3 separate regions of the Homo sapiens genome follow, and regions 1 and 2 are each linked to region 3. A link is a loop called in an ENCODE intact Hi-C map of the cell type or tissue named here. Cell type or tissue: heart right ventricle. All regions are shown on one strand.

The links. A loop is a pair of places that touch in the nucleus more often than their neighbours do. Peaks named below come from ENCODE experiments on the same cell type or tissue, not always from the same donor. Only the 100,000 strongest peaks of a DNase experiment are listed, where the experiment ranks them.
Region 1: a loop joins it to region 3, with 4 times the contacts of the local background. A loop is called at or near these places in 64 of 110 quality-filtered maps.
Region 2: a loop joins it to region 3, with 2.4 times the contacts of the local background. A loop is called at or near these places in 42 of 110 quality-filtered maps.

The regions. Positions count from the first base shown.
Region 1 is chr1:7,971,791-7,979,790 of GRCh38, reverse strand. PARK7 (Parkinsonism associated deglycase) reads right to left here. Exons shown (of 7, transcript NM_007262.5): 6 at 2,053-2,139. Among named protein-coding and RNA genes, the nearest start is that of PARK7, 14 kb to the right of the region's middle. In heart right ventricle, a CTCF peak has its summit at 4,331 (motif pointing left); a DNase peak (open chromatin) is centred at 4,347.
Region 2 is chr1:8,011,338-8,019,337 of GRCh38, reverse strand. ERRFI1 (ERBB receptor feedback inhibitor 1) reads left to right here. Exons shown (of 4, transcript NM_018948.4): 2 at 3,646-3,843; 3 at 3,954-4,030; 4 at 4,942-7,611. The coding sequence starts at 3,719. The coding sequence ends at 6,128. Among named protein-coding and RNA genes, the nearest start is that of ERRFI1, 11 kb to the left of the region's middle. In heart right ventricle, CTCF peaks have their summits at 2,598 and 4,163 (motif pointing left); a DNase peak (open chromatin) is centred at 3,329; H3K27ac peaks cover 1,114 bases.
Region 3 is chr1:8,345,155-8,353,154 of GRCh38, reverse strand. RERE (arginine-glutamic acid dipeptide repeats) reads left to right here. Exons shown (of 23, transcript NM_001042681.2): 23 at 1-751. Among named protein-coding and RNA genes, the nearest start is that of SLC45A1, 31 kb to the right of the region's middle. RefSeq lists an enhancer at 2,472-3,292. In heart right ventricle, CTCF peaks have their summits at 1,071, 1,281 (motif pointing right) and 3,983 (motif pointing right); DNase peaks (open chromatin) are centred at 3,009 and 4,014; H3K27ac peaks cover 1,916 bases.

The DNA.
Region 1 (8,000 bases), 370 kb after region 3:
GTGGCTCACATCTGTAATCCTAGTACTTTGGGAGGCCAAGCCAGAAGGATCGCTTGAGGCCAGGAGTTCAAGACCAGACTGTGCAATATGGTTAGACCCTGTCTCTACAAAAAAATTTAAAAATTAGCCAAGTGTGGTGGCTCATACCCATAGTTCCAGCTACTCGGGAGGCTGAGGTGAGAGGATTGCCTGATCCCAAGAGGTGGAGGTTACAATGAACTGAGATCACACCACTGCACTCCTGCCTGGGTGACAGAGCAAGCCTCTGTCTCAAATACATTAAATAAATAAACAAACCATGGATTTTCAGGAAAACACTGCTCTGGATCAAATGTAACTGTATGTAGAATGTACAACAGCAAGAGAGAACCCTCATGTAAACTGTGGACTCTGGATGATGATGTGTCAATGTGGGTACAGATTCTGGTGCAGGATGTTGATAGTAGGGGAGGCTATGCATGGCCAGGGGCGGGGGCCTGGGGAGTGGCGAGTGGGTCAAGGTAGACGGGAATTTGGCTGTGAACCTAAAACTGCTCTAAAAAACTAAAGTTTAGTAATTAAAAAACATGCAGTATAATGAAAAGTGCATCACTTTTAAAGTGGAGCTCAGATATGCTCACAGCGGCATTCAAGGATGATCATTATGGCATGGTTTACAAGGGCAAAAGCAGAAAACCACCTTCATGCCCACCCCCAGGAGAAGGTTACATACAGCATGGCACATTCCAACACTGGACTAGCAGCTGTACTTAACAAGGATGAAGCAAATCTAAATCTACATGTGCTGTTAAAAGATAACATAAGATATTAACATTAAGTTAAAAAAAGCAAGCTGCAGAACAATACATTTAGTAGATCTCATTTTAGTTAAAATAAAAAGGATAATGAGTATGTGATAGATAAAATTCTACAGGTACACAAGAAACTTTTTTTTTTTTTTTTTTTTGATAGGGTCTTGCTTTGTCCTCCAGGCTGGAGTTCAGTGGCGAGATCACAGCTCACCATAGCTTTGACCTCCCAGGCTTAAAGCGATCATCCCACCTCAGCCTCCTGAGCAGCTGCAACTACCAGTGTGCATCACCATGCCTGGCTAATGTTTTTTGTATTTTTAGTAGAGATGGAGTTTAACCATGTTGCCCAGGCTGGTCTCGAACTCGGGGCTCAAGCGATCCACCCGCCTCAGCCTCCCAAAGTACTGGGATTACAGGCGGAAGCCACTGTGCCCAGTCTACAAGAAACTTGTGGTGGCACATGCCTGTAATCCCAGCTACTCGGGAGGCTGAGACAGGAGAGTCCCTTGAACCCGGGAGGCGGAGGTTGCAGTGAGCTGAGATCACACCACTGCATTCCAGCCTGGGCAACAGAGCGAGAGACTCCATCTCAAAAAAAAAAAAAAAACCACACACAGGCATATGGGCCAGGCGCGGTGGCTAACACCTGTAATCCCAGCACTCTGGGAGGCTGAGGCAGGCAGATCACAAGGTCAAGAGTTCGAGACTGGGCGCGGTGGCTCATGCCTGTAATCCCAGCACTTTCAGAGGCTGAGGCGGGTGGATCACAAGGTCAGAAGTTCAAGACCAGCATGACCAACATGGAGAAACCCCATCTCTACTAAAAAATACAAAAATTAGCCAGGCGTGGTGGAGCACACCTGTGATCCCAGCTACTCAGGAGGCTGAGGCAGAAGAATCACTTGAACCCGGGAGGCGGAAGTTGCAGTGAGCAGAGAACGCACCATGGCACTCCAGCCTGGGCAACAGAGCGAGACTCTGTCTCAAAAAAAAAAAAAAAAAAAAAAAAAAAAAGAGTTTGAGACCAGCCTGACCAACATGGTGAAACTCCATCTCTACTAAAAATACAAAAATTAGCTGGGTGTGATGGCATGCGCCTGTAATCCCAGCTACTCAGGAGGCTGAGAGAGAAGAATCGCTTGAACCCGGGAGGCAGGGATTGCAGTAAGCCAAGATCACGCCACTGCACTCCAGCCTGGGCGATGGAGCGAGACTCCATCTCAAAAAACAAACAAACAAACAAAAACAAGCATATACTTACCTCCATTCATCATTTTGTCTTTAGCAAGAGGGTGTGTTGTAACTTTACTTCCAAAACCTATTTCATGAGCCAACAGAGCAGTAGGACCTAAGAATAAAAATAAAAAGATCTAAGTGCAGATATAGAAAAGCCCATGTTTAAAAAATCGCAATAGTGCCTGGCACAGTGGCTCATGCCTGTAATCCCAGCAATTGGGGAGGCCTAGGTAGAAAAATTGCTTGAGCCCAGGAATTCAACATCAGCCTGGGCAACACAGACCCCTTCTCTAACAACAACAAAAACTGCAACAGCAAAGTATTCTTCAAAATCAAGAGGCTCTTACCAAACATACAGCTACGATTCTGAAATGAAACACTTCCTAGTATGAGAGATAAAGTATGTTTATAACAAACGATTTGCTGAGCACATCTGGCAAAAGCACAGAAACTCAAAATACTTCAATAACCATTTACTCAAGAAGATTTACCTTGATACCAGCAGAGCATACACAGATAAACAAAATGTGCTCACCTCTCTCACCTTCCCCATCCCCAGAACAGGGACCACATATACCAGGAGTCCAAAGGAGGGGGAGGATCACTGGGGCGGGCTCAACTTCTTACCTCACTCTTAGTAAAAGGAAAGATTTAGTTACATGCTAAAGGCAACTGGTACTCTCTGAACTTCTGGATTTTATTGCTCTTTTGTAATCTTATTTTCTACTTGAAAATGGGAAATTAGGCCGGGCACGGTGGCTCATGCCTGTATTCCCAGCACTTTGGGAGGCCAAGGCGGCTGGATCATGAGGTCAGGAGATCAAGACCATCCTGGCTAACACGCTGGAACCCTGTCTCTACTAAAAATACAAAAAATTAGCTGTGCGTGGTGGCGGGCGCCTGTAGTCCCAGCTACTCGGGAGGCTGAGGCAGGAGAATGGGGTGAACCCGGGAGGCAGAGCTTTCAGTGAGCCAAGATCGTGCCACTGCACTCCAGCCTGGGCGACAGAGCGAGACTCTGTCTCAAAATAAATAAAAAATAAATAAATAAAATGGGAAATTAACACTCGTTCATCCACCTATCCACCCAAGTATGCCAGGTGGTAGGATTAAAATGGACAGCACACTGTCCTTGAAGGAGATAGCCTGTGAAGTGCCTGGAAGTGTGAGATATAAAGGCACTAGCATCACGTGATGAAAGCTACTTAAGCAAAGAACCACATGGAAGTGTCAGTTGATGAAGTCTTTCCAAATTGGCAGGTCCTAACTTGAGATTTTTATTTAAATGTATTCACTGAAAACGGCCAACTTCAGGGAGGGTCACAAGCATATTGCGTATGTAATGGTCCTAAATAAGGATTAAAAACAAAGATTTTATATACCTTTCATTGTTATTTCATCTTAAAGCTTTTTACAAAGTATTCATTCTACCTTTTTCCTCTAAGCCACACATATAAACATTCTTTCTAAGGCCTCACATGACACTTAGAAGGATACGTTTCAGAACAGCACCTTGATCTTGGAAACACTTAAGGTGCCCTGGATGGCTAAGATCCTGTGGCACAGTTTGTACACTTTTAGTGTCAGCAAACCTGAGAGGTCTTGGTCTTACTGTCCTTTCATTTTTCAACAAGACTCCAAGGAAGGAATTATATAATATACCCACAAGCTACTCAGACCGTAGCTGTTACAAACAGGAAGATCACACAAATACTACCTAATTACATAAGCTTTCTGCCTAATATCAGCTGTCAGTTTCAGACCAAGTCCTGATTTATAGCTCTTAAATCAAAAGCCTCAAATGTCTCTTCTCCACGTTATTTTTACACACAAGACAGCTATGTATGGTAGCAAATTTTAGAAGTCCGTAAGAATTGAATAATTATCAATTTTTATTTGAATGGATTTATAAATTGTTTTTAATTTTTATTTGGTAAGAATTTAAGAAGAAATTCCTACATCATCTTGCATTTTAAAGTAAACTTTAATAGATGATAGCACAGTGAGGAAAGTGATCGGTGAACGAGAATTTTTAGGCTGCTCCCTTCAAGGTGGTAATAAAATCACTGCTACGATGTGAATAAATTTATGTTACAGTTGGATTCAGGAATTTACTGATGTCTTTCATACTTATCAGGTAAGCTCATAATCACTGCTTTCTGGGGCGTCAGAACCCTATTTGGAATACTGGAGAAGAGACGTTTCACTCTCCCAGGACCTGGGATTCTGATGGATGAAAACGCTCTGTACTCTGCACTACAGTGCAGAGGGCGCAGCTGACCATGTCCCCTTCTGCAGCCAACAGCACCACCCTGTGGTAACATGCAAAATGACCACCTCTGCCAACTCCCCAGCTCCTCCAGGTGGCCAAGACCTTGCTTCCAGAGGCCTCATTCCTAGACCTGGGCATCTCAGCTGACAACTGTCCACTCCTCCAACTCCACACTTCCTCCCCCTCCCCTACTCAAAGTAAATATCATTTAATTTTCTTCTCAACATAGACTCCCTTCCAATTTGCGTTCCTCATTCACTCAATATTAAGGACTAGGCTAATATTCTTTGTGTTCAAAATGTTTCCAATCCCTAACTGCAACACTTCAGAATAATCTTGGCTGGGTGCGGTGGCTCACGCCTGTAATCCTAGCACTTTGGGAGGCCAAGGTGGGCGGATCACGAGATCAGGAGTTCGAGACCAGCCTGGCTAACATGGTGAAACCCCGTCTCTACCAAAAATACAAAAATTAGCTGGGCATGGTGGCAGGTGCCTGTAATTCTAGCTACTCGGGAGCCTGAGGCAGGAGAATCGCTTGAACCTGGGAGGTGGAGGTTGCAGTGAGCCGAAATTGCACCACTGCACTCCAGCTTGGGCAACAAGAGCAAAGCTCCCATTTCAACAAAAAAAAAAAAAAAAAAGAATCTTATTTTTCTGTTTGCCAATTTAAAAGATCCAAATCTCTTCCATCACTCCTCTGTTCCATTCCCATAACCCTCATCTCAATTAGCTCAGCTCATCATCACATTTTTTCCTATTTCTGGTGTAGTGCCCACAACAGTGGTGCAGGATATTCAATGGTATAAACACACTGCTAGTGTGTTTTCTATTTTTACTGTTTTTTATATAATTTTTTTTTTTTTGAGATGGAGTCTCACTCTGTCGCCCAGGCTGGAGAGCAGTGGCGCAATCTCGGCTCACTGCAAGCTCTGCCCCCCAGGTTCACACCATTCTCCTGCCTCAGCCTCCCGAGTAGCTGGGACTACAGGCACCCGCCACCACGCCTGGCTAATTTTTTGTATTTTTAGGAGAGACAGGGTTTCACCGTGTTAGCCAGGATGGTCTCGATCTCCTGACCTTGTGATCCGCACGCCTCGGCCTCCCAAAGTGCTGGGATTACAGGTGTGAGCCACCGCCCTTGGCCTATTTTTACTTTTTTTTTTTAAGAGACCAAGTCTTGCTCTGTCCTTTAGGCTCAAGTGCAGTGGTGTGATCACCACATCTCAATGTAACCTCAAATTCCTGGGCTCAAAGTGATCCTCCCACCTCAGCCTCCTGAGTAGCTGGGACTACAAGTGTGCACCACCACACCAGGCTGATTTTTTAAAATATTTTTTTGTAGAGGTCGGTGGGGGGGTCTCACTATGTTGCCCAGGCTGGTCTTGAACTCCTGGGTTCAAGTGATCCTCCCACCTCAGTCTCCCAAAGTGCTAGGATTACAGCTATGAGCCACCACAGCCAGCCTGTTTATTTTTTAATGTTGATTTAAAGTACTATAAGGCCCATGCTTCTTAGCATGGCATTCCATCTAGCCTCAGCACAAAACAGTAAGCCAAATGTGGTTGATTTTTTTTTTTTTTTTTTGAAACGAAGTCTTGCTCTGTCGCTCAGGCTGGAGTGCAGTGGCACGATCTCGGCTCACTGCAATCTCCGCCTCCCGGGTTCAAGCGATTCTCCTGCCTCAGCCTCCCAAGTAGCTAGGACGACAGGCATGCGCCACCATGCCCTGCTAATTTTTGTTATTTTTATTTTTATTATTTTATTTTATTTATTTTTTGAGACGGAGTTTCACTCTTGTTGCCCAGGCTGGAGTGCAATGGCGCAATCTTGGCTCACTGCAACCTCCACTTCCCAGGTTCAAGCGATTCTCCTGCCTCAGCCTCCCAAGCAGCTGGGATTACAGGCACGCGCCACCACGCCTGGCTAATTTCTGTATTTTTAGTAGAGATGGGGTTTCACCATGGTGGCCAGGCTGGTTTCGAACTCCTGACCTTAAGTGATTTTGCTACTTTTGTGGCACAGGACAAACTGACATGTGGTTTTTACTTTCAGCAGAATCATAAGGAAACAAACTCAGCCCAAACTCTTTCTTCCTTTGGTCAAAGAATCTAGGACTGAGGCTTGCTTCACAGCAGCAGAGCCAAAGAAAACCAAACTCAAGGATCTGTGACTTTCTCTCCAAAGAGGGGAGCAGCTGCTTGGGCTGCAGTGACTGCAGTGCCCTTTGGCAGAGATAATTACCTGAGCCTCAGGGCAGGTCAAAAGGCTAGTGGTGACTCTTGTAGTAAGCCCACGTACAAGACCTGCCAGGGTGGTCAACCTCTGTGGTTCTTCCCAGCCCCTAATGCCACGGTTCTCAAACATTTAGGTCTTAGAATCCCTTTAGCTTTTATGTGGGTTATATCTATGAACATCTGCCATATTAAAAATTATTACTTTTTTTTGAGACAGTCTTGCTGTGTCACCCAGGCTGGAGTGCAGTGGCGTAATCGCGGCTCACTGCAACCTCCGCCGCCCGGGTTCAATAGATTCTCCTGCCTCAGCCTCCTGATAGCTGGGATTACAGGAATGCATCACCATACCCAGCTAACTGCCCAGCTAACTTTTGTATTTTTAGTAGAGACGGGGTTTCACCATGTTAGCCAGGCTGGTTTCGAACTCCTGACCTCAAGTGATCCTCCCACCTCAGCCTCCCGAGTAGCTGGGATTACAGGCGTGCACCACCATGCCCAGCTAACTTTTGTATTTTTAGTAGAAACGGGATTTCACCACGTTTGCCAGGCTGGTTTTGAACTCCTGACCTCAAACGATCTGCCCACCTCAGCTTCCCAAAGTGCTGAGATTACAGGCATGCGCCACTGTGCCACGCCAATTACTTTTAATGGCAAAAACCACAATTACTTTTACATCAACCTAATAAAACTGGGAAATTTTTAAAACACAATAATAAATTCTCAGATGATGGTATCATCCTACTCTGATGTCACTCCTGAAAGACTGAGAAGAAAAAAGGCGAATAACATTTTGTTTGAAAGACATGGTGTCACTCTGCTGCCCAGGCTGGAGTGCAATCATAGCTCACTGCAGCCTCTAACTCTTGCCTTCAAGCGATCCTCCCATCTCAGCCTCCTGAGTAGCTGGGACTACATGCATGCAGTACTGTGCTTGGCTAATTTTTTGTTTGTTTGTTTGTTGAGATGGGGGTCTGGCTATGTTGCCAAGGTTAGTCTCAAACTCCTGGCTTTCAAGAGATCCTTCTGCCTTGGCCTCCCAAAATGCTGAGATTACAGGCATGAGCCACCACACCTGGCCCCTCAGTAGCATCTGCTTTGACCTTGCAAGTGCACCAAAAGAACATTGAGAACCACTGATACTCGAATGTATCAAGTCCCCAGGACCTCTGGCCCATAACTTCTTTTGAAAAGCCTACTGTATTGAACAAAATAGCAACAGCAACATGTTTTGATGTTGATGTTTACCAAACCATCCACTCATTCATTCGTTTATTCATTCACTCTTCTGACAAATATTTATTTTATTTTATTTTATTTTTTTTTTGAGACGAAGTCTCGCTCGTGTCCCCCAGGCTGGAGTGCAACGGCACAATCTCGGCTCACTGCAACCTCCGCCTCCCGGGTTCAAGCGATTCTCCTGCCTCAGCCTCCCGAGTAGCTGGGATTACAGGCGCCCGCCACCACGCC
Region 2 (8,000 bases), 330 kb after region 3:
GGAAAATAGAAGCGCGCTTGAAAATATAGATTAGGTTTATATTGTGGAGGCCCTAAATTGCCAGGCTGAGGAGGTTTTATTTAGGAGCCTTTGAAGGTTTTTTGAGCAGCAGCAAATCTTAGCTTGAGCTGTTGTTAAGGAATATTGACTTGGTACTAGTGTTGTAGAATAGGTTGCATATTGCCAGACCCCAGGAAGAATGATGCCTGTCAATGGAAGGGTAAGATTTGAGAAACCATGTAAAAGTAGTCTGTGGAACTTGGCAATTGAATGTACATGGCCTCAGGTTAAAAATGGTGCCTTGAGAAGTGTGATCCTCTTAGACCCTGAACTGGTTTGGGGAGTGGGGAATGGAGTATGAAGTGAAAGGAGGAGTTTGGTTTGTAGAGTTTGAGATGCCAGAGGGCCATCCAAGTGGAAAGATAATCACCAGACAATAGGAAATGCAAAGTTGAAGCTTGAGCCAGGCTGGAGTCATTGATTCAGGAGCTGTCTATGAGTTGAAGCTATACAAGTGGATTAATAAAAGGATAACCTCAAGAAGCAAATGATTTTAGGGCTTCTTTTTTCGTTGAATTTAGAAAAGAATCAAGTTAACAGGAAAAGGTGGTTCACATCTGAAATTTGGTATTTAACTGCATTTTAGACCCACTAAAAAAGCTAAAAATAGTTGATGAAGTTTGGAGAAGTTATGCTGAAGGTTATTTGGGTCCCCGTCTAAACCATGCTGTCTGGATTCACATTCGCTTTCCTATTCTTGGATTCCATAACATAATCCCATCTTGTACTTTTTAGATACTGATTTCCCCACATAGGTACATTTTTGCAATTGTTTTCCTCTAATGAGTTGTAAGACAGATAAAATGTGAAAAATTGGCATTAAACATCACTTGGGAAGAGTTTGTTTCTTTTTAGCTTGAGGTTGGTAAAATGGATTTATTTACTCCGCGCCCCCCCCCCCCCCGCCCCCCGCTTCCATTTGTGCTGAATACTAGAAGGTTTTTAGAGAGAGAGAAAGTTTCAGGTGGTTTCATACCCTCAGTTTACAATCTGAGAAACATTTTTTTTAAAAGCTTCCTTCCAAACCTATAGCACATTGCCCTTTTTGAGTCTACAGTTTGAAGTTATTTTCCAAAAGAAGAGAACATGGCAGTTATATTGCCCCCCTCGTCTCCCATGCTAGCAAGTAGGAAGTTCGGACAGTTTCATAACATGGCCCATTCACAATTCCCCATTGAAATTTAGAGGCAGGTCACCTTCTATGAATACACAAAGACACTATTGTGGTCAGAAGTGAGCTGGCTTAGTGAACACAATTCTTTTTATACTAAAAAAATTTTTTTCTTAAGAAAGCTAACAAGTAGGTGATGGAAACAATGAATAAAAAATAACTTTTTCTAGAACATATAAATAATTTTAAGTGACCATTGAAATGTAAGTTTAGAATTCCAAGGCAATTTCTGCAGAGGCGATAGTTACACAATCATTCTGTTGAAAGCTAAGATTTAGATGGCATTAGGAGGCTGACACACAGTAATTACTAGTAGTACTTGTTGGCTTGCAGACAGGTGGGGGTTGGGCCTGCAGAATCCCCTGCAGCATTTTCCTGTAATCTGGATGAGCGATCTTCAAACGTGTGCTTTCAAACTACTTAAATACCATATTCTTCCTATCTTGCCTTTCATTTTTATATTACCACAGATACTTTCCTCATAGTCTTGCCAGTGCTTGTAGAATGCTTAGAAAAAGCTTGATAAACCACTGGGCTAAGTACACAGAGGGAGAGGCTAGCAGTATTTTTAAATTGGTTTCTAAATTTTTTATAGCTTGATGGTAGATAACACATTTGCTTCATTGAAGTAATCTGAAAAACCAATCCTCAAAAGACCTCTCAATTAGAATTCTTAAATGACAATGTTTTCTTTATCATATATTTGAGAGATTGATTTAAAGAAAAATAATGCTTGACTATCTGAAATAATATTTTAACCCTATCATAAAATCTCTGCCTGGTAGAACAGCTGACTGTGGAAGGGTAAAATGCAGAGAACCAGTCATTGGATCTCCCTTCTCTACTTTGTTACTGAAATCTTGAACCTGTAGAACATTACTTATCACTGTGTTCCTTTCTAATGGGAAAATAATAATAAACACTTGCAGAGTATTTTTTAAAAGTTTTTAGCTTTAAAAAAAAAAACCCTGTGCCTTACACAATGTGTATATTGAGTTGATACTGATTATGATAATTAGATGGTATTATACAATCATTCATTCAGCAAACATTCACTTACTGAGCACCTACTAATGTTCCAGGTACTGATTGTTAAAAGGTGATTGAGACACAGCCTCTGTCCTGAGCTTAGTCTAGTAGGAGGTGACAGATTTGTAAATAATAGATTTGAAGTTGCTGAGCAAAAAAAAAAACAAAAAAAAAAACCTGTGTACCTCTCCCCCACAGCAAATGTGTCACATTTGCACAGTGCCCAGCCTTTGCACAGTGCCCAGCACTCAGCTGTGCAGATATTATTTGCACTGATCCCTTACTAATATTTAGTGAGAGAATGAGATCGTGTTAAAGAGTGTATATGTACGTGCCCCCAAAAGGGGTCAGTGTTACACAATAGTTGACAAATAATATCCTGGTGCCTAAGGAAAAAAACCTAAACTTATAAATAAACTTGGCTATCTGAAGACAGCAGAGATTGATGCTGACTAACACATAACGAATAATAAAAAAGGAAAGTGAAAAGGGGGCTATAGGGACTCCAGACCTGTAACATCTGACAAAGGGGATTGGCGGTCCTGAAGTTGAGGAACTACTAATTTAAGAAAAATGTACTTATTTTGTTATCCATGCCTTGCAGCTAAGCAAGATATGAGTTACTGGGTGTTTCACAAAGGAGGATGTAAAGAATGTACCTTTAACTTGTCTTTAAAAGGGAGGGAGGAAGCTGTCCCAGGCTTTTACTGAAGCCAGTAATCTTGCAGAACTTGATTTTTACAGGATAATGGAAATTAGTATCTTCATATATTACTGTTTGTTCCTTGAACAAGTAGTAACTGGAGAATTTGTCTCCCCATGGCCAACCCTGAAATACAAAATCCAGATAAATGCTAGACCCTGGGGTAGTCAGGTGCCAATACTGTAGAAACTCTTGCTTAGTTTCAGCATTGTGTTTTAGTGAGTATTAGTTCTACAGCATAAAATACAGTGGCTTCTGAAATTACTTTTTTAGCTTGGGAAAAATAAGCAGGATCCACTGGTGCTTCATGCCCAGTGCAGCCGTAACTTAGAAGGCTGGTTTAATAAGTCAGGGGAGGGTCTGTGTGCATTGCCAAGTGAGTGTGATTTGTTGTGCAACTCTCAGGCTGTGCAGTAGGAGGTCTGCTTTTGCTGGCAATAGATTATTTCTCATTTCACTAAAACATTTCATGTCTTTTGGATTAGCATTTACACAAAAAATCATTTTTAGTGTTTACATATAAGTACCCTCACGAGCTGTGAGAATTAAGTGAAAGTCTACAACTAATTTTTTCTATTCAGCATCCCCCAAATCCTCTGTTAGCTTTGCTGTAATTTAGACTGTCCTAATGGAGGTATTTCTGAATTGTTTTCTTTATTCTCTCATCTCTTCTACCTCCCAGGGAATGAAAGCTACTGGTTGATTTTAAAGTGCCTGGGCCTCACAGGTTTGGAGATGTCCCAGAATAAGGCACAATGTCAATAGCAGGAGTTGCTGCTCAGGAGATCAGAGTCCCATTAAAAACTGGATTTCTACATAATGGCCGAGCCATGGGGAATATGAGGAAGACCTACTGGAGCAGTCGCAGTGAGTTTAAAAAGTAAGTAGAGGATGTAATGCTGCTGTAATCTGGATAAATATGTGACACTAAAATGGGAGAGGCTGTGATTGCTCTTCGCTTATGACCAAAGTAGCTTCCTCTCCTTTCAGCAACTTTTTAAATATTGACCCGATAACCATGGCCTACAGTCTGAACTCTTCTGCTCAGGAGCGCCTAATACCACTTGGTATGTATTCTGAAAATCTGATCACAGTAAGCATTTGAGAAGAACAGTCTGGATTCGGGTTAGCTTGTCCTCCAGCATTATTTTTTAAATGAGGAAACCTGAACTATTTCCAACAACAGCCTGACCCCTAGTGGCAACAGATTCAGAAGATAACTGTGTTTTTCTCAAGCTATTGTACTCGACTGCCTTCATTCTGAGTCACTGATTGCTAAGTAGGACTGTTCATGGACGTGGGATCTTCTAAAATCAAGAATTAGTTCTCATTCCAGCTCTGATGCATACTTTACTTCATGAAACCTTAGGCGAGATTTCCCACCTTTCTTACTAGTATCGAATGCATGTTTGACAGTAATAGATGAAAATAGTATAAATGTTCCTCAAAACTTAAAAAATAGTATTTTTAATGTGAATATTCTGTTCCTTGGATCTTTGTCAAGAGCTGTGTGTGAACTGAACACATTGCAGGCAAGTCCATTCACTCACAATATTATGATGTGCCAGCAATAAGGACTTTGTCTTATCTCATTGGTACCCTACGTGCCTAGTATGGTCGCATGTCTTAAATGGCAAGGCTGGTACAGTATGGTATTCATGTAAATTATATGCTATTCATCTTCCGCGAATTTTACACACGTCACAAAACTTGCCTGTGATGTGTGGGTGTGCGCTGTGCACATGTCCAAGGGAGATAGAGGAGATAGTTTGTTCTTTGAACCACACCATGTGCGTTAAGAATCTTCTGCTCTCTAATTACACCTGTGGTGGTTGCATGGGTGTTCTCGGGGTGACAGCAGTCAAGTGTTTCACTCAGGAAGAAAGCTGTGGAAGCATAGGTAGCTGGGGTGCTCTCTCCCTCACACAGGTGGAGAGAGGATTGTTGATCTTTTATTAATATCTCTCGTTCATTCCAGGGCATGCTTCCAAATCTGCTCCGATGAATGGCCACTGCTTTGCAGAAAATGGTCCATCTCAAAAGTCCAGCTTGCCCCCTCTTCTTATTCCCCCAAGTGAAAACTTGGGACCACATGAAGAGGATCAAGTTGTATGTGGTTTTAAGAAACTCACAGTGAATGGGGTTTGTGCTTCCACCCCTCCACTGACACCCATAAAAAACTCCCCTTCCCTTTTCCCCTGTGCCCCTCTTTGTGAACGGGGTTCTAGGCCTCTTCCACCGTTGCCAATCTCTGAAGCCCTCTCTCTGGATGACACAGACTGTGAGGTGGAATTCCTAACTAGCTCAGATACAGACTTCCTTTTAGAAGACTCTACACTTTCTGATTTCAAATATGATGTTCCTGGCAGGCGAAGCTTCCGTGGGTGTGGACAAATCAACTATGCATATTTTGATACCCCAGCTGTTTCTGCAGCAGATCTCAGCTATGTGTCTGACCAAAATGGAGGTGTCCCAGATCCAAATCCTCCTCCACCTCAGACCCACCGAAGATTAAGAAGGTCTCATTCGGGACCAGCTGGCTCCTTTAACAAGCCAGCCATAAGGATATCCAACTGTTGTATACACAGAGCTTCTCCTAACTCCGATGAAGACAAACCTGAGGTTCCCCCCAGAGTTCCCATACCTCCTAGACCAGTAAAGCCAGATTATAGAAGATGGTCAGCAGAAGTTACTTCGAGCACCTATAGTGATGAAGACAGGCCTCCCAAAGTACCGCCAAGAGAACCTTTGTCACCGAGTAACTCGCGCACACCGAGTCCCAAAAGCCTTCCGTCTTACCTCAATGGGGTCATGCCCCCGACACAGAGCTTTGCCCCTGATCCCAAGTATGTCAGCAGCAAAGCACTGCAAAGACAGAACAGCGAAGGATCTGCCAGTAAGGTTCCTTGCATTCTGCCCATTATTGAAAATGGGAAGAAGGTTAGTTCAACACATTATTACCTACTACCTGAACGACCACCATACCTGGACAAATATGAAAAATTTTTTAGGGAAGCAGAAGAAACAAATGGAGGCGCCCAAATCCAGCCATTACCTGCTGACTGCGGTATATCTTCAGCCACAGAAAAGCCAGACTCAAAAACAAAAATGGATCTGGGTGGCCACGTGAAGCGTAAACATTTATCCTATGTGGTTTCTCCTTAGACCTTGGGGTCATGGTTCAGCAGAGGTTACATAGGAGCAAATGGTTCTCAATTTTCCAGTTTGATTGAAGTGCAGAGAAAAATCCCTTAGATTGCAAAATAAAATAGTTGAACTCTCTGTCTTCATGTGGAAGGTTTAGAGCAGTTGTGAGATGCTGTTATGCTGAGAAACCCTGACTTTGTTAGTGTTGGAAAAAAGTCTTACAAGTCTATAATTTAAAGATGTGATGGTGGGGAGGGGAGGATGGGGAAGCTTTTTATATATGCATACATTACATACCTATATATAAACTTGTGGTATAACCATAGACCATAGCTGCAGGTTAACCAATTAGTTACTATCGTAGAGTAATATATATTCAGAATAATAAACTCAAGCTGGAGAAATGAGTCCTGATAGACTGAAAATTGAGCAAATGGAAGAAGATACAGTATTGTTTAGATCAGAATCATTAAAAAATATTTTTGTTTAGTAAGTTTGAAGATTTCTGGCTTTTAGGCCTTTTCTATTTTGTTCCATTTATTTTTGCAGGCAATCTTTTCCATGGAGGGCAGGGTATCCATTCTTTACCATGGGTGTACCTGCTTAGGTTAAAAATCATACCAAGGCCTCATACTTCCAGGTTTCATGTTGCGTCTTGTTGAGGGAGGGAGAGCAGGTTACTTGGCAACCATATTGTCACCTGTACCTGTCACACATCTTGAAAAATAAAACGATAATAGAACTAGTGACTAATTTTCCCTTACAGTTCCTGCTTGGTCCCACCCACTGAAGTAGCTCATCGTAGTGCGGGCCGTATTAGAGGCAGTGGGGTACGTTAGACTCAGATGGAAAAGTATTCTAGGTGCCAGTGTTAGGATGTCAGTTTTACAAAATAATGAAGCAATTAGCTATGTGATTGAGAGTTATTGTTTGGGGATGTGTGTTGTGGTTTTGCTTTTTTTTTTTAGACTGTATTAATAAACATACAACACAAGCTGGCCTTGTGTTGCTGGTTCCTATTCAGTATTTCCTGGGGATTGTTTGCTTTTTAAGTAAAACACTTCTGACCCATAGCTCAGTATGTCTGAATTCCAGAGGTCACATCAGCATCTTTCTGCTTTGAAAACTCTCACAGCTGTGGCTGCTTCACTTAGATGCAGTGAGACACATAGTTGGTGTTCCGATTTTCACATCCTTCCATGTATTTATCTTGAAGAGATAAGCACAGAAGAGAAGGTGCTCACTAACAGAGGTACATTACTGCAATGTTCTCTTAACAGTTAAACAAGCTGTTTACAGTTTAAACTGCTGAATATTATTTGAGCTATTTAAAGCTTATTATATTTTAGTATGAACTAAATGAAGGTTAAAACATGCTTAAGAAAAATGCACTGATTTCTGCATTATGTGTACAGTATTGGACAAAGGATTTTATTCATTTTGTTGCATTATTTTGAATATTGTCTTTTCATTTTAATAAAGTTATAATACTTATTTATGATACCATTAGTAATGTTTCTTGCCTAAAGTCTTATAAAGTGTATGAAGCAATTTGACAGCATTATTTTTAAGCACAAGCGAAGATTCTTTGAAGTTTAATGTATTCTTGAAACTCTTATTCTTTAGAATGAAACATAATTTGTGCAATCTTTTTCACATATTATGAAAGTATACAGTGGAAATGAGCTGTTTGTTTTTACCTTTAACAACTGAAAGAGAACTGGATTCTGGGGTTACTATCAGAAACAACGTTGGGGGTGGGAGTCCACATCAAGGAGAACGTGACAGAAGAAACCAGTTCTGATGTGTAGACTTGGTTTGACTCATTCTGATTTTTAGGACGAGGTCCCGGTTACTCTGGGCCCTTTGGCAGGCTTTGCTTCTTGCTTA
Region 3 (8,000 bases):
TTGTCGTGGGACTTCAGGCCACATTGGCTTGAAGGCATTCGTTTCCTTCTGGGGTGGGGACAGGCCCTCATGGCAGGCTTGTTCCCGTGGCTCTGAGCGAGGCCTCTTCCTGCTGGGCTCCCAGACTCCTGCATCCAGGCCCCCACCTTCTCGGCTTCTGGTTTTTCTTTCTTTTTGGTAGAACACAACATCTACCATTCAGTTAAACCTTCTTTATCTCCTCCTTTGGCATCCATTTTTCCAAAGAAGAGTCGAGTCCTCTGAGGTCTGTGCTTGAAAGCCGTCCGAAGGCATTCTTGTTAGCTTTGCTTTTCTCCCCATATCCCAAGGCGAAGCGCTGAGATTCTTCCATCTAAAAAACCCTCGACCCGAAACCCTCACCAGATAAACTACAGTTTGTTTAGGAGGCCCTGACCTTCATGGTGTCTTTGAAGCCCAACCACTCGGTTTCCTTCGGATTTTCCTCCCTTTGTTCGGGGTTTGGTTTGGCTCCTCTGTGTGTGTCCGTATCTTGTTCGGTGTCCTCGAGGTTGAGCTTCACTCCACTGCGGCAGAGGCAGCGTGCACACTCGGATTTGCTACGTTTCTATATATCTTGAAGCTAAATGTATATATGAGTAGTTTGCCATGAGATAACACAGTGTAAACAGTAGACACCCAGAAATCGTGACTTCTGTGTTCTCTCCATTTGAGTATTTTGTAATTTTTTTGAAATATTTGTGGACATAAATAAAACCAAGCTACACTACAACCCTTGGGTGTCTCCCGTGCACTGTCTCATTCCTGGAGAGTGGGCGGGGATCCTGGCTGTTACCCCAGGTGGGGAAGGGACAGAGGGAGAGTCGGCTGTTCCCTGCTGCTCGGGACCCTGTTTGCATCCCAGAGTGGCTTCCAGAAACATCCTCTGTCTGGGAAGAGGCTTTCCCTGGTGAGGGTGCTGTCTTTCTTTGGAGGCTCCCCAAGCAGCGGGATGGGCCCTAAGCAGGCACTGGCATTGGGACTAAGAGCATCTTCCCCCACCCCTTGCCATTCACCCCACACCTCTAATCCGTGGGCGTTACCAGCATGTATGGGCATGTGGCACCCTGCCTGCTCAGGAGACACATCGGAACCACCCCATCCTAGCGGCCTCCTGCCTGGCCCCCATCTGCCTCCCCGTGGCCTACCAGTGCCCCCACACCCCACCCCCAGCCACCCAGCTCTAGAGCTGCACTCCAGGTGGAGGATGCATCCCAGGCCTAAGGGGCTCTAACCCTCCAAAGGGGCTGCAGGCAGCCTGCAGGGTGTGGACATGGCCACAGGGGGGCAGGCGTTGGAATTGCGCTGTGGCTTCAGAACCTGTTGAGGGCATTTTCCTGGAGCCTCAGGATTGTCCCCGGAAATGTGTGTCCACCCTTTGTCATCTGGGATAGGGCCATCAGTTTCTAGGTGTTTGCAGACATGGGGCAAGAGCAGCCCAGAAAGCTGACTGTTGGTAAACTGTCCTCAAACCAGGCAGGGTCCGCCACGTGGTAAAGACTTGGGGAGCAGCAGGCACCAGGCACTGCCTCGCTCAGGACCTGAGAAAGCTTCGCCATGCAAAGACCCGAGTGGCGCACACGATGACGGCCCTTGAGGCGAACAGCAGGGGTCCTGCTCAGCAGCGTGGCTGACCAGGGCACAGGGATGGGCCCGCAGGCTGGCCACAGGAGCCCCAGGTGGCTCTCAGTCCAGGTCTTGGGTGAGAGGATGGCACTGGGGTGGCTGGGAGAGGCTGGAATCCAGGCGCTGTCTTGGTGGGTCTCCGGGACTGTGCCCCTTAGGAAGCTGCAGGGTTTAACAGGTACAGGTCTGTGAAGTGTAGATTTCAGTGTGGTTAAATGGTTGGATCCAAGCGTCTTGAGGAGATAGTAGGTTCATGCTACAACAAGGCCTCATCAGAGCTGGGCAGCTTCTCAGGCATGAACAGCTGTGGCCATTGTCACCACTCTGCCACGCACCCATGTGAGGAAGAGGGCCGGGAATGCTAACCAGACATCTGCTGGGTGGACGGGGCGGAGGGAAATGGTGCTGTCCTCCAGCAGCACCCCAAAGCCAGGCCCTCGCCTCTTGCTGCCCCAACGACGTCCCACGTGCCCTCTGCCCCTTTGTTCCTGGAAACGCATCCTCAGCTTGAGCATGGTGGCTCAGCAGCCCCGCTGGTTCCACTGCAGGTGGGCTAGGAAGATGGCACTTTGCAGGGCATGGTGTAAGTCCCAGGGCCTCAGCACAGTGTAGGTGTGCAGCTGGGTGTGTGGCTGCATTGTTGATAATTGTCCATGGTAAGTCTAGGGAGGGAGAGACCTCACTTAAGCCTCACCTGGGTAAGTCAAGATCACGCATCTGAAGGGCAAGGATGCACCGTGGAGAGATCAGCGGTGGCCTCCCACACACACACGAGATTGCAAGCTTCCAGGCCCTCAAAAATCAGCACTGGTGAGCTATACAATTGTGGATGTGATCAGCTGATGAGTGGTGGCGGGGGGCGGGGGGGGGGGGGGTCAGGGCCAGAGCCCTTCTGTGTGGAAGCTGAGATGTGGGGAGCCGTCATCTGAGCTAAGAGCCCTCACTAGCCCCAGCCTGACCACATGGTGAGACCCAGGGCAGTGTGACTGGGCACCAGCACAGACTTCAGTGACCACCATCAGCCTCACCTGACCAGCCCAGAAGGCTTGGGTACATATCTGAACTCAGAGCTTTGAAATCAGAACCAGCTACCCAGATACTGGGGATGAAGCTGCCAGGCCCCAAAACCAGTGGAAAAGTCTGTCCTGCACTGGACCCCTGGGGCCCTTCCTGCTGCCCAATGGAGACCGAGGAACAGCGGGGTCCTTGGCCTCCCTACCTCCTCCTAAGGAGGATCTGCCAGATGAGCCAGCCAAGGGATGCAGCCGCACATTTGGCCATCCGGTTGGACTGATACGGGCTGCAGGATAAAGCAAGCCCTTTCTGGTTCATAAGGTTCCCGGACCTCCCGTTAGAAGGCGGGGCCTGGCTGGAGCTGGCATCCATCGTGGATCCCCAGGGGGCCAGGAACAGCCTCCTGCTCAGCCCCTGATGAGCTCCAGCTGCAGATGCCTCACCCGGTCCTCTCGGAGGCGGCATTGTCGGCCTTTGACAGTCTCGGTATCTGAGGTCCTTTACCTGAATCCCCACTGGGTTCCTAGCTGCCCTGGAATCCTTGGCAACTCAAGTTCTGGGACCTGGTTCTCTGCTTCTCCAACTCAAGGTGGCTTCTCTAGTGGCTGTCTTTGTCAAGAGTGGTCATTGTTCCCTTTTGACACCTCAGGGACCCAGGCTGCAGAAGTCCCCCTGTATCTCCCACAGCCCAGTTCTGTGTATGCACAGGCACCCGGGCCCCTTCTTAATGAACCAAGTTTGTGGAAGGCACTTGCTCTGCAGATATTGGAGGGATGGATGGATGGGTGGATGGACCCTGCTGGATGGATGGATGGATGGATGGATGGATGGACGGACGGACGGATGGACGGACGGACGGGCCCTGCAGGGCAAGGTTCCTTGCTGCCAGTCCAGATGTGCTATTGGAAAGTGGGTGTGAAGGACCAGATAGAAGGACCTTTTGGGTTGACTTCGGAAGGCTTCCCAGGGACGCCTCTGCTGGGCACCTGGAGACCCTCCCTTCACATTCTCTTGACTGTGCCTGCCGTGTGGGCCCTGCAGTCCCTCTGACTCCAACCCTGGTTGACACCATCGTAGAAGTGGGGAATGGGGCTTGGGGGATCAGCTTCTGATGAACCCCTAGGGTTTGAGTATCCATTGGAGCAAATTAAAAACAGGCTTTTAGAGCACCTTTTAGTTGTCCCAGAGAGGATTCCTGAGGCCATTTCTTGCCTATCCCACTGTTTTCTGGGCATGTGACCACCCAGTCCCCCCCACCCCCCAATCCCCTTGGACCCTGCTGCTGGGCAGCCGTCGAACAGAGTCCATCCCCATCCTGGCCACCAGGTGGCAGTCGTTACAAGGCCCAGGTGCTTGCCCTGGGCCCGCGGCTGCCACAAGACCTGCAGCTCTGGTGTAGGGGCAAGTCAAGGCCCCCGGCGATGGTGGGGAAGGCTGGAGGGTTTGACAGCGAGCATTGTGTAAGAGATCCGACGTTTCCTCGAGGCAGGCGGCCGGACAGGCGGGTCAGAGATCAGGCAACTGGACAGGCCTCAGCAGAGCGGGTTGTGGAGATGGCTGGGAAGAGGGGGCTGAGTGTGGGCAGGTGAGGCTGATGGCTGTGGGCAGGCAGGGCGGGCACGGCTGTGAGAATGAGGGCAAAGGCCTTGTCTAGAGAACAGGAGGTTTCTTCTGTTCTCCGCTGCATCCCCCAAGGCTTGGGAGGTACCCGGTAGGAACTCAATGTTCCTTGTGTGGAAGAGAATCCCAGGATGGCATCAGCAGCGGATGACTTCCAAGAATCATGACTCCCATAACTAACCGCGCCCCCACTCCCCGACAAGCCCCCTGAGCAGCTGCTGGGGGTCCTTGTGTGCCACAAAAGTACCCACCCCCAGTTCCAGACACCTGCTCCTTCCCTCTACGGATGCCCTCCACCCGCTCCCCGCTGAGGATGATACGTCACGCCCCACGCACCCGAGTGGATTCTGCAGACACACTCTGAGCAGGTGCAGGGAGGGCCAGGACCTCCCGACTGCGGGGGGGCCAGGCAATTGTCAGTTCTTGCATATTCCAGGGAAATCATCCCTGTTCCCCCAGAAACCTGTAGCCCAGCCTGGTGAGTGTAGGAATGCCACCTTACCGGGTCCCGGTTCCCGGTTCTCCAGGGAATGCCACCTTACCCTGTCCCGGTTCCCCAGGGAATGGTCCAGGGTTAGCCCAACAGCCTAGGGAGGAAGAAACACAAAACCCAGGGAGGCGATGACCTCTAGGGCAATTCCTTTGATGACGTTCAGTTTCCATGCTAAGTGCTGTGGGCAGTGCTCGATGGCTGTTAGGTGTGTTTCGTTTCTGAGTGGCATCAAGGAATGGGAGCCACTTTCCAAGTTTGCTGACAGGAAAGTCAGGAGTGGCTTCAGATCTTGGTGATGTGGTTTTTGTTTTGAGTGGCCTGAGAAGCATGAGTCTCACAGAGCGCTGATCGATAAAGCAAGAGGCCTTCTCCCGCTGTCCCCTCGCCTCTGAATAGGATGAGAAGCTCCCTCCAAGCTGAGCTCCCTGGGGAGCGAGCCCTGGGGAGCGAGAAGGCCTCCCTGCAGCAGCACAGTGTTCAGGAGACAGACGGGCAGGAAGCTGCCCGCCCTCAGGGGCTTGGCCGGCTCACAGCGCTCCTAAGGCACTCAGCGGCATGAGGCTGGACTCAGACTCCCCGGGCTCAAACTCCACCCTGTTGTGACGTGGGCCAGGTACTGGGTGTGCTTGCCTCAGGATCCAGATCTGTCAAATGGGGGAATGATACCTCTTTCCCAGCAAGGTCGGAGAATGGATTAAGATTCATTCACACGTGGCCTCGTGTGTAGTGAGGACTTCACAAACAGCAAGCAGCGGTGACTACCCTCATCATCACAGCTTGATTCTTTTTTTTTTTTTTTTTTTGAGACAGAGTCTCGCTCTGTCACCCAGGCTGGAGTGCAGTGGTGCAATCTCAGCCCACTGCAACCTCTGCCGCCCAGGTTCAAGCGATTCTCCTGCCTCAGCCTCCCAAGTAGCTGGGACTACAGGCGCCCACCACCATGCCCAGCTAATTTTTTGTATTTTTAGTAGAGACAGGGTTTCACCGTGTTAGCCAGGATGGTCTCAATCTCCTGGCCTCGTGATCCACCCGCCTCGGCCTCCCAAAGTGCTGGGATTACAGGCGTGAGCCACTGCGCCCGGCCCACAGCTTGATTTTTAAGTAGAGAGAAATCCTCTCTGAGATGTGAAAGTCAAACGAATGTGGCTCTCAGTGAGTCCTAGGCCTCGTGGTTTGGAGCTGGTGGCTGCTCCCACTGCCATCTGCTAGGAATAGACCTGGAAGTCAAGGGCAGCTTTTCGGACCCGGCCAGAGGGCAGTACTCCCACAGTTCGGGAGGCAGGGCAGGTTCTCAGAAAAGAGAGGCTGACAGGGACGATTCCCACGTGTAGAAGCAATCTGTGTTTTGTTAGAAAGTTCTAGGAAGAGGGCCTAAGATTTGACAAGCCAAGAGTAAGCGGGAAGCCCCTTATTCTTCATTTTGACCAGTTCTGGGCAAAGACAGCCCAGACCAGAGGACAGCCACCCAACACCACATTTTCTAGGAAGTCTGAAGCTCTTCCAAACAACATAAATGTGGGGAGGGTAAGTCTGCAGTTCCAGGAAAAGCATGGGACTAACAGGGCCTGAGTCTACAGAGGCTCAAAGGAGCGGTGTGACTTTGAAAAGCCACTAAACCTCTCTGTGCTTCAGCTACATGTGTATCAGGGACCGTGAGACCCGCTTCACTGAGCTCATGACCATGAAGGGTAAAGCAGCATCACATGAAAGCACAGGGAAAGAATCACTGGCTCCAAGCAGGGTGGACTGCACGGAGGAAGTGGCATTTCAGACAGGTCTACATGGATGAATCAGATATTGATGGGCAGAGAAGAGGTGGACTTGGCCTGCAGGAAGATCCTAAACACAGGAACCGATTGTGGCCCACAAAGGTTCTGTGGCTGTAGTACAGGGGGCTGGCAACGTGGCGGGTGGCTGGCTCGGGAAGATGGGCTGGGCTCTGTTTGGTGGAAGGAATTTCTACCTGATTCCTTAGGGTCTGGGGAGCCAGGGTAGGTGTCATGGAAGACTAGAAGAGGGGATGGGCTCAGGCCCGTGTTTACAGCCCCCCAGCTTCAGGGTGGAAGATGGATGTGAGGGTAGACAGGAGGCCAGGAGTCCAGCAGGGGCGCAGAGAGGAGTGGTGGGGCTCCAGGAGGCAGCAGGCAGTGACACTGAGGAAGGCTATGGCCCATGGGGGAGGCCGGGGCTCAGGTGGGAAAATCATAACCAAGGTGGGGAGGCCGTGGTTGGGAGGGAGGCTGTGGCCCAGGTGGGGAGGTAGCCTTTCTGACTGGCCCTAAGTGGTCACAGCAAGATGATAAGACACTGTCATGAACGCCAGACTCCCCAAGGCTGGCAACAGGCCCCAGAACCCCTGTTGTTTGTTGTGGATTTGTGGTCAGGGATGTCTTATATGTCCCCAGAACACAGGGCCCATGCAGTGAGGGAACTGGGGGCTGCACAATCCCAGACCAGGCCCAGCTTGGCGACAACAGGGACCCGGCCGTGACCCCTCATGGCCATTAATCACCATGCGTGGAGGAGCCCTCCCAGGCCTCTGAGAAGGGGCCTTGGTGAGCTTCCAGCGTCAGGTGACGAAGATGGTCAGAGGCCAGATGGCGAGGGACTGCCACACTCACGAGAGCTTTGCCAGATCCACAAAGGGGCACTGGGAGGCAGTGGGCACAGCCCGGGCAGACCCAGGCCCAGCGACGCCTGCACGCAGCAGGCACATGGTGTCCATCTGTGGAATGAACCCTTGGCGGATGGAGGGGGAAGAATGACCCGAACCTCGCCCTCCAGCCCCTAGTCCCTGCCTGTGGAGTCAAAAGGCAGGATGGGCGCTGGCCAGCCACATCAGCTCCAAACTCTTTGAGATTTCAACTTTTGGGGCATTTTACAATCTGAGCATCTTGGTGCCTATGCTCCCTCGAGCCTGTCAAGCAAGTGCTCACTTCAGAGATCACTCCCTGGCTTCATCAGGACACTGCTCAAACGGCACCTCACTACTGAGGCCACCCAGACACGCTGCTGTCGCCCTGTCCTCCTTCCCTGCGCTTGCGCTGCACGGAACCTCAGTGAGCCATGTGTCTCCCTTCCTCTCACATCAGTTCCAGCAGGGCAGAGTGGACACTTACAGCTGGATTCCCAGGCCAACCACTGTCTGCCACACCCAGGCACTCGCTGGATATCTGGAGGGTGGATGAGTGGATAAGAGGATGGGTGGAAGGATGGATGGATGGAGAAA